2 separate regions of the Homo sapiens genome follow, and region 2 is linked to region 1. Evidence: chromatin loops called from intact Hi-C (ENCODE). Cell type or tissue: Caco-2. All regions are shown on one strand. Links, peaks and the distances in the headings refer to the core of each region. The heading gives the core; the rest is flanking DNA. Region 1 has its middle 47 kb from the start of LINC02649. Region 2 has its middle 15 kb from the start of LINC02656.

Region 1 (5,382 bases), core at 317-5,316:
GTGCTGCAGGTGGGGCCTGGTAGAAGGTGATTGGATCATGGGGATGGTTTCTTTTTCTTTCTTTCTTTCTTTTTTCTTTTTCTTTTCTTTTCTTTTTTTTTGAGACAGAGTATCGCTCTTTCACCCAGGCTGGAGTGCAGTGGCGCGATCTGGACTCACTGCAACCTCCGCCTCCTGGGTTCCAGCGATTCTCCTGAGTAGCTGGGATTACAGGTGCACACCAACACGCCCAGCTAATTTTTGTATTTTTAGTAGAGACAGGGTTTCACCATGTTGGCCAGGCTGGTCTTGAACTCCTGTCCTCAAGTGATCCACCTGCCTTGGCCTCCCGAAGTGCTGGGATTACAGGTGTGAGCCACCACACCCGGCCGTGGGGGTGGTTTCTAATGGTTTACATCATTTCCCTTGTGCTGTGCTCACAACAGAGTTCTTGCAAGATCTGTCTGTTTAAAAGTGTGTGGCATATCCCTGCCCCCGCACCTCCCTCCTGCTCTGGCCATGTAAGATGTGCCTGCTTCCCCTTTGCCTTCTGCCATGATTGTAAGTTTCCTGAGGCCTCCCTAGAAGCTGAGCAGATGCCAGCACCACGCTTTCTGTACAGCCTAAGGAACTATGAGCCAATGAAACCTCTTTTCTTCATAAATTACCCAGTCTCAGGTATTTCTTTATAGCAGTGTGAGAATGGACTAATACAGCATGTAACCTGCTAGTGGACTTCTTCATTCAGAAGGATTCCTTTGAGATCCATCCAAGTCATTTCTGTATTAATAGTTTTTTTTTTTTTTGACATGGAGTCTTGCTCTGTCATCAAGCTGGAGTGCAGTGGCACCATCTCTGGCTCACTGTGACCTCTGCCTCCTGAGTTCACACCATTCTCCTGCCTCAGCCTCCTGAGTAGCTGGGACTACAGGCATGTACCACCACACCCACCTAATTTTTGTATTTTTAGTAGAGACGGGGTTTCGCCATGTTTGCCAGGATGGTCTCGATCTCTTGACCTTGTGATCCGCCTGCCTCGGCCTCCCAAAGTGCTGGGATTACAGGCGTGAGCCGCAGTGCCCGGCTAGTTTGTTCTTTTTTATTAGTGAGTGGTATTCTGTGGTTTGGGTCAGCCATTGTTGATTTTTTTTTGTTGTTGTTGTTGTTTTTAAGAGGGAGTCTTGCTGCCAGGCTGGAGTGCAGTGGCACGATCTTGGGTCACTGCAACCTCCAACTCCCTGGTTCAAACAATTCTCCTGCTGCAGCCTCCCGAGTAGCTGGGATTACAGGCACGCACCACCACAGCCAGCTAATTTTTGTAATTTTTAGTAGAGACGGGGTTTCACCATGTTGTTCAGGCTGGTCTTGAACTCCTGACCTCATGATCTGCCCACCTCGGCCTCCCAAAGTACTGAGATTACAGGCGTGAGCCACCGTGCCTGGCCAGCCACTGTTGATTTTTAACCAGTTATCCCCTGAAGACCATTTGGGTTGTTTCCAGTTTGAGGTTATTTGGAATAAAATAGCCATCTGCATAGCCATTTTAAAGCTAAAGTGGATACTAACTTCTAGAGCAGAGGTTTGCGGAGGGCAGACTTTTGTACACATTTCTATCCTCTAGGACTTAGCCTAGTGCTTGCATGCAGATGCTCAATAAATGCTCGTTTAAGGAATGAATAGACACATAGGAGCCATTTAAGGAGACAGTGTGGTGGGTGGTAAAATCATAGGTTTTAGACTTAGACAGACTCGAATGCTAGGCCTGACTTTGTTACTTTCTCCCTGAGAGGTCCCATGCAGAGGCCTCTGCTCCTTATCTGTAAAACGAGATAGGAACAGGACTGCTGTTATAGGGCTGCGGCGAGAATTCACTGAGGAAATGCATGAAGCCCTGAGTGTGGTGTCTGCCACACAGCAATTGCTCACTAACCTTCAGTTGTGATGATTACTATGAATAGATCATTGATGTGCATAAGATCATAATAATGCAATAGCTACTAACTTATTATGGCTTTTATTCTGAATGCTTTTATCCCTCCAATGAGGACATATCATTTATATAGTCTATATTCATGCATGGTTAAATTTTTAAGTCATGTAAATGTGAATTTTTAAAATGTCTCAACTGACTTCTTTTTTAAATAACAAGTCTTTCTTAGTGTTATTATCTTAGGAACATTAGTGGTCAACTATCTAACATCGTATGCATATTTTTAGAAATTTGGAAGGACTGAAATGTTCTTTTCTGTGCCGCCAATCGGGTTTCTATCAACCTTGGGAAAGGGCATCTGCTCTTATAAAAATGGGCTGAGCAGATTTTATTTTTCCTGTTCATCATATTATAAATTCATCTGGAGGAACAACAAGGATCTTGGTTCTTTGGTTGATGTATGAGCACTTAGAAGAGAGAAAGGCTCTTTTCCTGCTTCCTGCTGTGTTTGCTGTCTGTGTGCCTGGGGTCACGTTTGGGGGAATGTCTCTCCGTCTCTCCGGTGACCTCCTGGAATGTCAGCAGAGCCCTGAGTCACTCAGAACCTCCCGCCAGACAGCATGAGGCGGCAATCAGAAACTAACCATTAACTAGCTCCGGGGACACCAGGAGGTGAACAAAATTTCCAGCCATTTGACAAAGACCAGTGCTATTTACCATTACATAAATGAGGCTGGAGTCATTGATCTTGACTTCTCAAGGCACTCCTATGCGGAAGGTGCTGGGCTACTCTCTGCTGGGTTCTGGGGATTAATTAGACATTGGCCTGACCCTGGCTGCATGCTGTGTGTGTAGGAAAGGCTGTGAAGGAAGGCCTCTTGGAAGACTCAGAGCTTTGCAGGTGGGCAGGACATCAATAGGCAGATAGGACCGGATAGCTTTGGGAGACAGGGTTCCAGGGCTTTCCACGCTGTCCGTGTCACACAGCGGACACACCTGGCTCGTTACCTTTGAGCTGTGACATCTTTGCTCAGCTGCCCCTTCTACCTAAAACCCCTTCTCTGGAGACATTCTCTTCATCAATCAAGACCCAGTGCTGGCGTCTCTTCCTCCAGGATAACTGCCTCACGTCTACCAGGCAGAAGGAATTGGATTTTTCCCTCTGTGGTGACATAGTCCTTTATTAAGCTGTATGTAGTACTTGCCGCCTTATTTTATTTGGATATGTAGACCATCCGTCTTCCTCCTTTGGGCGGATAGCGCCTTGATGGTACGATTGGGCATGGGCCATGTCATGTCCCTAGAAACATGTGCATGGCCCCAGCCTGTGGAAGGCATCAGCCAGTGTTTGTGAACCTGGCTCGCCTGACGGTGGGAGGAAGTAGGACGGGCCAGTGGCTCTCAGTGCTCACCAATATCCTGTGTTCCTCATCCTTCAGGACACACCCTTAGATCGTGTAATGTCTTTTGTCACTGCCTTTGTGTTAGATGTGAGCATAGCATCAATCCTGGCCATGGAATTTGTCACTTTTAGCCCAGTCTAGAAAAACCTTCTCTGCAGGAGCCCTGCTGTCTTCTCCATCTGCTTGCTGAATAGAGAGGGGCATGAGGCTCTCTAGGAGGACAGAGCCACAGATAGCAGAAGTCAGCGTCCCTGGTTAGAAGCAAGGGGGACTGTTCCCTGATTGGGAACACTGAATTGGGCTTTATGAGAGTGAGGCACATGCTTTTTTTTTTGTTTTAAATTTTTTATGTTTCTGTAGTTTTTTGGGGGAACAGATGGTGTTTGGTTACATAAGCAGGTTCTTTAGTGATGATTTGTGAGATTCTGGTGCACCCATCGCCCGAGCAGTATACACTGAACCCAATTTGTAGTCTTTTATCCCTCACCCCCTTCCCACCCTTTCCCCCTGAGTCCCCAAAGTCCATTGTATCATTCTTATGCCTTTGCATCCTCATAGCTTAGCTCCCACTTATGAGTGAGAACATGCGATGTTTGGTTTTCCATTCCTGAGTTACTCCACTTAGAATCATACTCTCCAGTCTCATCCAGGTTGCCGTGAATGCCATATATTCATTCCTTTTTATGGCTGATTAGTATTCCATCATATATATATATATATACACCACAGTTTCTTTATCCACTCATTGACTGATGGGCCTTTGGTTGGTTCCACATTTTTGCAGTTGTGAATTGGTGAGGCAGAAGCATTTAATTGGGAAAGTTCCTGAAAGTTTGGGATTGTTTTGTTACAACAGCCAGCCTGACTCAGTTTAACTTTACTTACTAACACAGAGATGGAGACTGCATCCTAGGGCATACAGAAACGGCTCCATCTAGCTGCAAGTGAAGCCCAGACTGTGTAGTTTTGATTCTGGACAACCACATGCCCAGCTAAAAATTTGGCATTGGTAGAAGAAGAGAATAACAGATATCGGGGCTCCCATAACAGCATCTTCCATAGAGGCTCAGACAGCTCTTTGAGGTTTTAAAAAGTGCCACTTCTCTTAACTGATACATTCCACTGTTTTTCCCCCACCCTCCAATTAAACCAAGTAGGGTTCATCTCACTGAAAAGCTGTTGAATCAGGATTTTCTTTCTTTTCTATGCTTTTTTTAAAAAAAGTTATACTGGGGCAAACTTTGAGGTATTAACTAAAGTTTCCTTAATCTCCCTCTGTCTCTATTACTTGGCACTGCACTCCAGGATCCTCCTAGGGAACTAGACCCACAAGGCTGAAGCAGGCTTCACTTTAGTAAGAAGGCAGATGCAGCAAAGATCGATTGAATCTCTAAGTAGATTTTAAAACAAATTCATGAGCTTGAAATCTAAGGAAATTAAAATGGAAAGATTTTTGAGCCCAAAGAATAAATCCTGAAGGACTCAGAGCATGAATTTTTTTTTTTTTTTTTTAAGAGATGAGGTCTCACTATGTTGCTCAGGCTGGAATGCAGCGACTATTCACAGGCACCTTCACGGCACACTACAGGTTCGAACTCCTGGGCTCAAGTGATCCTCCTGCCTCAGCCTCCCGTATAGCTGGGGCTACAGGCACACACCACCATGCCCGGCTGAATTTTATCATGAAAATGATCACAATGGAGATGATTGTGTGCTGGTGTAAAATCTGTTTTCCTGCTAGAGAGAAAGCATGGACTAGTTGAGGGCATGGAAAAGAATTGGTGGTGACCGGATTCAGGCTCAGATCCCTGGCTCCTCCTCTTTGGGTCAGATTCTCAAGAGACAGGATCATAAGAGCCTCTCCACTGGTTCTCAGATTCTCTGTGCATAACATACCCTTGGGCGGCTCAATGTATGTTTCCAGATTCCCGCTGCATGGTCTGACTCAGTGTGTCTGTTGGGAACATGGCAGCTTAATTTTAAAATTACTATTCTGATTATGATAGCACCACTGTAAATTTAAAGGGATTCTGGAGCAGCTGTGACCGTAGCAGCAGATGTAGTGAGGCT
Region 2 (5,382 bases), core at 176-5,175, 85 kb after region 1:
TAATTACAGTGTTAACTTAAATTCAAGTGGACATTCTTGCTACCAATTATTAACACACACAAAATATATAGCCAACAGGTATACTCGTTAATGTTCATGGTCTGTTAACTACTACTGAGGACTCTGAGTGATTTAAAAAAAAGGGCTTAAGGCCCAAACTCTCATGAAAATGTCTGAAATGATTCCTGTTGAAAAGGAATTGAAGTGGATAGGGTTATTTTCAGTGGCAACTGACCAATGAAATTCAATTTATTTCAATTTAACAATCCTATTATGTTTCAAAAAAGACAGTGTAAAAATATACTCTCCAGCTGTATTGGAAGAGAATTTTAAAGGACTGCTTTTGGCACACAGTTGGTATTCTTAAGAAATCATGCCAGAGGAACAACAACAGAGGTAGCACCTCAACTCTTGTTGGGCTATGCAGCTGATTCCAGGAGATTTCAGACCCTTGGCAGGTGTTCTGCTTATGGTTTCAGGTCACTCTGAACTCTAGAGTCTTAAACCTTTTCACTTCAAACACTGTTCTCACCTTTTGTTCAAAGTGATAATATCAGGGGAATATGTAGCAGCCAGTTAAAATTAATTTATCCATGTTAAAAGGATATTTGCTTGGAAGAAAGCTACAGACTAATTTCCTGCCAGTTCAATTTTATCCATTGCTGAAACCAGAAATCTCCACACTATCCTCAAAAACATCCTTCTTTTTATTCTTGACTGTCAATTTTACTTGCAAAATGCCTATCATGTCTGTGCCCACAGATCCATTTTTTGCTGCCACTATGTATTTCAAACCTCTGTCATCTCTTACATGGGCTCTTGCAGAAAACATCTGAAGTTAGTTATCCCTTCCTTTAATGCATGTGCTGCGCTTAACCATAGCTTGTGTCAGATCACAGCCCCAAGGAATACCTTCAATGGTTGCCCAGAGGATCAAGCGTTAAGTATCTTAGCATGATTTTCAAGGCATTGAGCAATCTGAGACCAATGTACTTTGCTGACTTTTCCTCCTGGGAGGCCCTGATGACCTTATGTCCTGGTCACACTTGATATTGCACCAATTCCTTCCTATGTCATGTACATTCATGCTTCTGTGACTTTGTTCAACCTGTTTCCTCCACCCAGATTTTTGTTCTCATTCTCCTTGCCTGGTGGAAGTCCATTCATCCTTTAAGACCCAGCCAGGTGGAATGGAACTTGCACAAGCTCCCTTATCTAACATGGTAGACACCAGCAATCAGCTGATTAATCAAAAGAGTCAGTCAGTCAAAGAAGGAAATAAAAAAATAAATAAAACCAACAGAGTAAAACGTTCTCACTTAAAACATAAGAACATTCATTTATTGACCCTTTGGTGGAAGACTTTTTGAGTGTGGTTTCTCTAATAGAAGTTCTTCAGACTTTCTTCATAGAGTACTGTCAGAATATTTATTTCCTTTTCCAGTTTGGGTTCCTTATAAAGGAGTGAGAATTTAAAGGTGCTTGAAAAGCAATCCAAATGCAGAGGTTTAGGCTTTTATGATTTCATCCCCCATCTTTTACAATGGTCTTATTTACCTCTAGTTAAACAGCATTAAAAAGTCAATTTTGCACACCAATGGTAACGTACTTAATACCCTGAACTGCATACTTAAACATGGTTAAAATGGTGTCTTAGTCAGCTCTGACTGCCATAACAAAATAGCACAGACTGGGTGGCCTAAACAACAGACATTTATTTTCTCACAGTTCTGGAGGCTAGAAGTGACACATCGAGGTGCTGGTCAAGTCAATTTCAGGTGAGGCCTCTCTTTTTGGCTTGAAGGTAGTGCATTTTCTCTGTTCTCACATGGCAGGGTGGAGTCGGGGAGCACTCTCAGATGTCACTTCTCATAAGGACACTAATCCTATTGGATCAGGGCCCCACCCTTAGGGCCTCATTGAACCTTAATTACTTCCTTAGAGGTTGCAGCTTCAAATACAGCCACTCTGGGGTTAGGCTTCTACATAGGGATTTTGGAAAGACACAAACATTCAGTCCATAACAGATGGTAAATTTTATGTTATATGTATTTTACCATCATTCAAAAAAAAAAAGAAGCTGCCAATTGTTTTCTGAATATATACATATATGTGTGTGTGTGTATATATATATATACACACACATACACACACACATATATATATATACACACATATATATATATGTATAACACTTTGCCTAACTGGGTCGTTTCAAAGCACTCAACTTAGTTTTTTTGGAAACAACTCTCTTTTGTGTTCATATTTCATTCATCGTGGAATGTTTTGCTAAAAGAGCCTGCATAGGTTTGAGAACCACTGTCATTGACTCTAGTAGAGACAGCAGCCCAGTGTGTGCCTCTGAAGATAAGCTTCCTGGCAGTGAACTGCCAGTATGCTCCAGGCACGACTGAGTCTGTTTTACAGAGGCCATGGAGAGCTGTCATTAATCTGTGAGTCTGTGAAGTGGAGGCCACTTGACAGTTTCTGCTGAGATGCTTCCGATGCCCTCAGTGTGTGCATGATCCACAAATAGCTTGCAGTCAGTGTTTTCCTGATGAGGGATGACTGCATTGCATCTTGTGTGTGTGCTTGACATCCTTAAGATGCTGTGAAGTTTTGGAGGAAAGTCTAATTTTAAAAGTTGGGTTAGGTTTTGGCTATAATTATGTTATACAACAAATAACTGAAATCTCAGAGGCTTTTAACAGTAGTCATTTATTTCACACTCATTGGTCAGCTGGTCATTATTTGGCTGACCGTGGAACCAGAACAAAGCCAAAGCGGTGTTCTCCAGGGGTGCTTTTTTAGGCCACAGTGGGAGCCCAGCCAATGCCTTCCTTCAGTGATTGGTAAAAATTTCTCCCCGAGATCCCATGCTGTTCTATCCTGAACAGCTTTGGATGTTTATTTTTCTGATTCTATCTCTATTATCTCTCTTCTGTTGACACATTCCTAACATGAAGACATTGCAGCCCTGGCAGGGGAGAACAAATATTTCCCATTCCACCCTCCTAGGTTCAATGACTTGGGCCCAAGAATCAAACTGATAAAAGGCAGATTAACAAGAGGAAAAAAAAACAATTTAAATTATGTAGGCATGTACAAAAGCTTACAAGGAAACACATGGCTCAAGGAGGCGGCCAGTTGATTGAGGCTTATGTATCATCTTAGACTAAACACAGTAAAAAGGGGTCTTGGGCTTCTGAGTGGGGAGGCAAGTTATGAGAAGGGGAGGGGAGGAGACGTAGGGTAAATAAGTTTGCCTTGTTATGCAGGTAAGTCAGGTGATGAGAGTTGTTGTCTTGGAGAGTAGCTCTCTTCGTGGTATGGGGACGTCTTTACAAGTGGAGATTTCCATTATAAAAGTAAATTTCCTTTACAGGAGGGGAAATTTATATACTCCAGTTTTAGGGAGTAAGGGAAGAGGTAAAGGCCTTGTCCTGCAATCAATGTGGTTGTTTTAGCTCAAAACAATCTATATGCCTGTTAAAGCAAACTAAATATGGCCGGAGAAGGACTCCATACTTCTATATTTGAGTCCTCATGGATGAACTGCAACCTAGCTTAACAGTCAGAAAAAATGGAAAACCTAGCTTAATAGTATGCACCTGTAACAATGGCTGAGTGTTGGCCAATCCTAGTGGCCATGCTTCAACCACTCATAGACTGCTGAATGTTCAAACTGTGTTCAAATAAGGCAAACGCCGAGCTATAACCAATCTCACTGTTTCTGTACCTCGCTTCTGATTCCTGTACATCGCTTTACTTCTTTTGTCTATAAATTTGTTTTGACCATGAGGCACCCCTGGAGTCTCTGTGAATCTGCTGTGATTCTGGGGGCTGCCCAATTCGCGAATCATTCATTCCTCAATTGAACTCCTTTAAATTTAATTCTGCTGAGGTTTTTCTTTTATCATGTCAATGAGGCCTAATTTCCCATGGCATTTCTGGTGCCCTTCTCCCTCTGCATAAGGTGCAATGTGGAGTGCACAAGGCTGATTTAATTCCTTCTTTCTTGAGTGCTATCTCTGCCAATGCATTATGTGCTTCTTATATGTATATCACAGAGTGAGGGGTTACTTATCAGTCTCTGCAGCGATGCACCGAAAAAGACCCATCTCATAGAAAAATGGAAGTTAAATAAGAGAGAGAAATAATTCTTTGATACCCCCCTACAACTTGTCTAAAATGAACACCTCCCTTTTCATACATGGGCTAAATGCAAATGCCTTAGGAGGGGTTACACACTGATTTACATTCACCCTAAAACATAAATGATGTTTCAGATTTTAGTTTTGATCAGTGTGTTAGTGCATTCTCACATTGCTATAAAGAAATACCTGGGACCGGGTAATTTATAAAAAAAGGAATTTAATTGGCTTACGGTTCTGCAAGCTATGCTTCCTGTACAGCCTGCACCAGCGCCAGCATCTACTTGGCTTCTGGGGAGGCCTCAGGAAGCTACAATCATGGCAGAAGGCAAAGGGAAGCAGGCACACCACATGGAGAAAGCACGTGGAAGAGAGAGGGGGAAGGCGCCACACACTTTTAACAACCACATCTTTCGAGAACTCACTGTCATGAGAACAGCACCAAGAGGATGGTGCTAGACCATTCGTGAGAAATCTACCCCCATGATCCAATCACCTCCCACCAGGCCCCACCTTCACCACTGGGGATTACATTTTGACATGAGATTTGGTGGGGGACAACATCTAAACTCTCTCAATCAGTGATTACAAATGGGAGAATGAGGTGTTAGGACACTCAAAGATGAAAAGAAGTAACTTGTTAGAAGTGGCACACTGGCCACTGAGCTCTTACTATAGGCAGGGATGGTATAGGGGTCCTGTAAGAGAAGGTGGGCAATAAGGGAGAAGAGAAGGGTGCAGGATTGAGCAGCTGTGGCTCCTAAATTGTCATCATCATTTTCATAGCTATGGTAATCACCAACCCTGTTGAATAAAAGCCATCTTGTCCAAGAGGTATATAGTCCAAGCAATTCAAAGACCCTGAGACAGTCCTGCCATTGAAACCCAGATTTTTTTCAGGTGCTCCTGAAAATACTCATTGCTCTAGACCTTTGCTGTTTTCAAGTCTTGGGTACATAGCAATCCCTGTATCCCCAGTAGGTATAGCTGGTTTCTTTATATTTTGCCATTGTATTCTGTATTGTGTAGTATATATGACCAGACATTAGTACTAGAAGAAAGAAGCTTTGGAGATGTTGAACGCTTCCCTTTACAGTTGAAAAAGGTCAAGCTGGGGGATTAAGTGATTTGTTTCAAATACCCCAACCAGTTAATGGCCGTGGAAGGATGAGAATTATTGCCTGTCTTACTAACACCTCCTTCTAAGGAAAACTGGCTTATCTGCAGG

What was found. Peaks named below come from ENCODE experiments on the same cell type or tissue, not always from the same donor. Only the 100,000 strongest peaks of a DNase experiment are listed, where the experiment ranks them.
Region 2: a loop joins it to region 1, with 2.5 times the contacts of the local background. A loop is called at or near these places in 1 of 110 quality-filtered maps.

Annotation. Positions count from the first base shown.
Region 1 is chr10:6,277,151-6,282,532 of GRCh38, forward strand. It overlaps a transcript of PFKFB3 not described here. Among named protein-coding and RNA genes, the nearest start is that of LINC02649, 47 kb to the right of the region's middle. RefSeq lists enhancers at 2,169-2,923, 2,356-2,650. In Caco-2, for the core only: no CTCF peak of the experiment used is centred there; DNase peaks (open chromatin) are centred at 1,822 and 2,501.
Region 2 is chr10:6,362,634-6,368,015 of GRCh38, forward strand. No RefSeq gene overlaps it. Among named protein-coding and RNA genes, the nearest start is that of LINC02656, 15 kb to the left of the region's middle. In Caco-2, for the core only: no CTCF peak of the experiment used is centred there; DNase peaks (open chromatin) are centred at 2,432 and 2,998.